2 separate regions of the Mus musculus genome follow, and region 1 is linked to region 2. The links are chromatin loops, found by intact Hi-C in ENCODE. Cell type or tissue: gastrocnemius. All regions are shown on one strand. Region 1 overlaps Adh4 (alcohol dehydrogenase 4 (class II), pi polypeptide). Region 2 has its middle 4.3 kb from the start of 4930579F01Rik.

Region 1 (2,500 bases), 230 kb after region 2:
GGCACCACCCACAATGGGCTGGGCCCTCCCACATCAATCAACTATAAAAAATGCCCTACAAGTCTTGCCTACAGCTGAACTTATGAGGGCATTTTCTTAATTGAAATTCCCGGCTCTCAGCTGATTTTAGCTTGTGTCATGATAACATATAACTGTCCAGCACAGACTTCTTGGAAGTTTCTGTTGTTTGCTATTACTTTGTTGTTTTGTAGAGTACCAATGCCTGAGCCATACTCCAGGACGTGTGCCTTAGCCTGAGCTCTGTGCCACAGTTTTGGGAGAATTTTGCTGTTGCTTTTTGTTGTTGTTGTTCTTTTTTTTTTTTTTTTTTCAAATAGAAAACAGTGATATAGTCAGTTAATAGAGCATGTTAATTTTAACTTGTTAAATTTTAACATGTTCTATTACTAGCTGACTTATGGTTACTTTAAATTATGAGGGCTGGGCATGGTGGCACACTCCTTTAATCCCAGCACTTGGGAGGCAGAGGCAGGCAGATTTCTGAGTTCAAGGCCAGCCTGGTCTACAGCGTGAGTTCCAGGACAGCCAGGGTTACACAGAGAAACCCTGTCTCGAAAAATAAGTAAATAAATAAATAAATAAATAAATAATAAAAATAAAAAAGTTAAAACTTCAAAGCACATTCTAGTTTTCTAGAATGTGTCACCTTCCAGGAAGAGAACAACTAAGTCTTCCTCCATGCTCAACAGTGTGGATCAAACCAGGTCTACTCCTGTCCTCTGTAGCAGTCGAAATGTTTATGTTTGCCTTATGGTTTCTACACGGAATGGCCTTCCACACTGAAGGTTACATTTTCATTTCTTAGCATTTTTCCATCATCCCCAGACTTACAGTAGGCTAACACAGCAGTTCTCTGTCTCAGTCAATGATTCCCTTATGTCTAGCCAGTTCTCTTGGGCTATTCTTCCACATGGTGACTCAGCAATTAAAGCTCAAATCCATGGCCTCAAAATCTCAGAAGTGCAGGCATAGCAGGCAGGATACATCTTAACTGTTGGCTAAAAAGTGGAGGGAAACAAAGTGTTATTTTCTGTGTCTTTGCCCAGTTTTAAGTAGCATCTCTCCATCTTTATCCTACTCTGGGGTCTAAGTATTCAGTGTGTGCCTCCTTTAGCAGGTACTACAGAATCTCTTACTAGCTCTCTCTTCATACTTTTCAATAATCTCATCACAAGTCCCTGGAATTTTGGAATTTCTCATATTTTAGTAAATGTTTATGGTAGATTGCCAAACTATTACAGATTCTTCTTAATTCTAGGGTTGTGTTTCTCAGTATCCATGCTATACATTGACGTTTCAGCCAAATGATGATTGTACAGGGTAAAATGTGTCCCATTTCCTTTCAATACCTTTTTGATGTACTAAGAATGATTTTGTACATTTTATACGTCACAGAACACTGGAGCCTCACACTTCATTAAATGATGTGATGATGTCCTGAACTTGAGCCTATTATGTAACAGGCAACATGGTTCAAACGGTCCCGGGAGCACTGTATATAGTCACACTAGAGGTCACGTCTATTTCTCTGCTTGCCCAGGTGATCTTTTGTTTGACATTGCAGAAAGCAGCTGTGGACTGCACTGTATTAGGCTGGGGGTCGTGCACTGTGGTCGGAGCAAAGGTTGACAAAATGACTATACCCACCGTGGACGTTATATTGGGCCGTTCTATAAATGGAACATTCTTTGGTGGTCAGTTTCTTTCTTTATAGTTTTTAATTTATTTACTATAATATGAAATTATAAAATTATTAAATTTTGAAAGAAAAATAATTTGTATAAATATTGAGTATACAAAAACTAGTCTAGTATTTGAAAAGTCAATGAAGTTTATATGGAAATTTGTCTATAATTTACAAATTAAAATTCAATTTAAGTAGCTGAGCTTAGTGATGCAAGCCTATAATCCTAGCTCTCAAGAGGATGAGGCAGATAGATCATAAGTTTGAGACAAGTTTTCATATAGTGAATTCATGGCCTACCTTAACTTCATAACAAGAACCATCTCAAAAGAAAAAGAAAAAATTTCAAGTGGTATTGAAATGAACCAATCAACTGAGAGTAACAAAAGAGAAACTTTGGTCTAATTAAGACAATTTCTTAGCTAGTGTGGATAATAATCTTAAATTTTCCTTATGAAGAAAAACTTTTTTTTTGAAAGTCGGCTTCTATGTATAGCCCTGACTGTCTTGGAACTCACTCTGTAGACCAGGCTGGCCTCAGACCCAGAGATATTCCTGCCTCTGCCTCCCAAATGCTAGGATTAAAGGGATGCACCACCATTACCTGGCAAAGGAAAACACTTAAATATAATAAATCCATAAAATTAAGGAGAGAGAAAAGCTTGGTGTATTTAAAGCAACCCAAATCTGACCTAATAATTTCGCCTCTTCAACAATCACACTTACCTAGATTTAAGTAAACAAAGCAAAGACATTAAACTAAAGGGGACCAGCAGGAGGGTGGGATGGGTGACA
Region 2 (2,500 bases):
AAGCATCTTTGAAATTCTGCGGCTTGCAGAGAAGATCTTGCACATGCTAGGCAAGTACTCGATCATAGCTAGAAATGTTACACTAGATACCTCAATAGTTCAGACATAGCTATGGAAAGTAAAAATTAGGTGTGCATTTGTTTCCTGTAGCTCTTTAACAAATCTTTTTGAGTTATTAACTTAAACCTACAGAAATGTATTGTCTGAGAGCTCTGCAGGCTACGTGCGTGTGTGCGCTTTGCATGCAAGCGTGCATATGTACATAACACGGTTAATTCCGTTCTCGTGTTCCTAATTGAAACTCAGAAAGCATGACAGGTCCTCCAGGGTCACACAGTGAGGACCTGGCCCAGACTGGCTGAGTGATCATGTTTCTTACTGAGCAAAAGGAGCCCACAGGGGTGACGTCTGTGGCGCTCCAGTGAGGAGCCGTGCTCCGGGGCAAGCTTCCGGTTTGCTTCTTAGGACTCAACTTATGTAAAACGTACCTAGAGAGGGCTAGAGAGATGGCTCTGTTGGTACAGTGCTTGCCACACAAGTGTGAGGTCACAAATTCGAGTCCCCAGCACCCACATAAAAGCCAGGTGCTGAATAGCCTGCCTGTAATCCCAGTGCTGCGGACAGAAGGAGGCTCCATTGGGCTTGCTGCCCCGCGGCCAGTCTAGAAATCTGTGAGCTCTCCTCTCTATGAAACTATGTGTCAGAGAATAGTGTCCAACTTTGAGACTGTCTTTCCATGCCTGCAGCACCCTGCCTTCCCGCATAGCAGGTCCACCCATCCCTCGGAGATGTGGGGGTGGTGGTGGCTGGTAGGCTGCACAATGTGGGCAAGGGCCAGGGATTGCACAGGGATTTCCCCCGGGGAGCAAAGCTGGCGCTATATCACTCTCCAAGAGTTTTCCCGATCATCGCCTCTGCCTTTAGGCTACGAATTTGGAGCAAGTACACACAAGATTCACTATGGGATTTGGCTACATGCATCTGCTATCTGAAGACAGGGAAAAAAAACAGCCTGGACCAAAAAAGCATAGTGACTTTCTGTCCCCGATGTTGCAGTAACTTAGTAAGAATGGACTTAACAATTAGCTTTTTAAAAAAACCAATAGTTTTTTCTTTTCTTTTCTATGTTTAGTAAATTTTGTAATTGATCAAAACTCAAAATTAAAGTAGAGAGTGATTGAGGAAGATACCCAACGTCGACCTCTGATCTCAGCACACGGTAAGTACACCTCCTTGTGCGCATGTGTCCCCTCCACCTGTGCGCATACTTAAATGCACGTAAGAGAAGAAATTCGTGACTAAAACGATAGGAAAGGGGAACTGCCATTCATGCTCGCTCATAAAAGCAAAAGCTGCTTTCTGAGGCGTTCATCTTTGCTTCAAGTGTGTGAATGTCAAAATGACCGCTAGGTGGCAGCAACGGGCTATAGTGTGACAGACAACACTGCCCAAGACTAGGCTAGAGAGAAAGCTTCGGGAGGCAGATCCTGCCGTGGTCATTCAATTCCGTAAACAATAAACCTTCATCATCTCAGAGACTGAGGTGTCCATAAGAGCTTATGTACAGGCCTCTCAGTAAGCTACTGGGTCACCAGACTTGACGGCATCGGCTAGTGGACAGCCGCTTGAAACATGGATGGCCTTTTAGAATTTCCCTCCACGATGCTTTTCCCTGTTCGTTGAGGTTGAGCTGTGAATGTTCACAGGCTGGGACTCAGGGTGTTCAGAGTGATCAACTAGTTTCCAAGAGAATGTCTAACAGGCTCAAAAGTGCTAGAGCAATCTAAGCTAACTATTGGCTCCTGAGAACCCTGGGATGGGGCGTTCCCAGTCCTGGGGGTAACAAAGGGTCTCTTAGGGGTGTTTTTATGGGGGATTCTCCAGATTAGGACCCAAATCTAGTTCTATTTGAAACCAAGGCGTCTGTGCAGCCGTAACTACTCCGTACTCGTGATGGCGCTGGAAAGCCCATGGGAGAGTTTGATTAATAACAAGATCCTTAGATCTAGCATCCTCTGTGGGACCCATCAATGCAAAGTGAACCGAGTTTAGAACCACTGTAAAGATTAAGTGATTTCTGTCATATTTAATTTTAGCTGGAAATAAATGGTATCTTTAAGTTGAGTAACTGAGAAATTGATAGGTTATTAATAAATCTCTGGAAAAAATTCTAAGGGCCAGAGCAACTGGGGAGGTGACCTTAGAGAGAATGAAGGTGAAGGAAAATATTATCCCATATGTTTTAGTAAATCATTTTTTTCCTTTTGACTTTATTTTTTTAGATATTTTCTTTATTTAAATTTCAAATGTTATCCCCTTGCCTGGTTTTCCCTCCCAAAACCCCCTATCCCCTCCCCCTCCCCCTGAACACCTACCACCCCACTCCCCCTTCCCTGCCCTGGCATTCCCTTATATTGGGGCATTGAGCCTTCTCAGGACCAAGGGCCTCTCCTCCCATTGATGACCAACAAGGCCATCCTCTGCTACATATGCAGCTGGA

The links. Peaks named below come from ENCODE experiments on the same cell type or tissue, not always from the same donor. Only the 100,000 strongest peaks of a DNase experiment are listed, where the experiment ranks them.
Region 1: a loop joins it to region 2, with 4 times the contacts of the local background. A loop is called at or near these places in 25 of 42 quality-filtered maps.

What each region holds. Positions count from the first base shown.
Region 1 is chr3:138,426,386-138,428,885 of GRCm38, forward strand. It overlaps Adh4 (alcohol dehydrogenase 4 (class II), pi polypeptide), which reads left to right. Exons shown (of 9, transcript NM_011996.2): 7 at 1,586-1,715. Among named protein-coding and RNA genes, the nearest start is that of Adh4, 12 kb to the left of the region's middle. In gastrocnemius, no CTCF peak of the experiment used is centred here; no DNase peak of the experiment used is centred here.
Region 2 is chr3:138,196,917-138,199,416 of GRCm38, forward strand. It overlaps a transcript of Adh7 not described here. Among named protein-coding and RNA genes, the nearest start is that of 4930579F01Rik, 4.3 kb to the left of the region's middle. In gastrocnemius, a CTCF peak has its summit at 1,403 (motif pointing right); DNase peaks (open chromatin) are centred at 791 and 1,413; H3K4me3 peaks cover 1,566 bases; H3K27ac peaks cover 701 bases.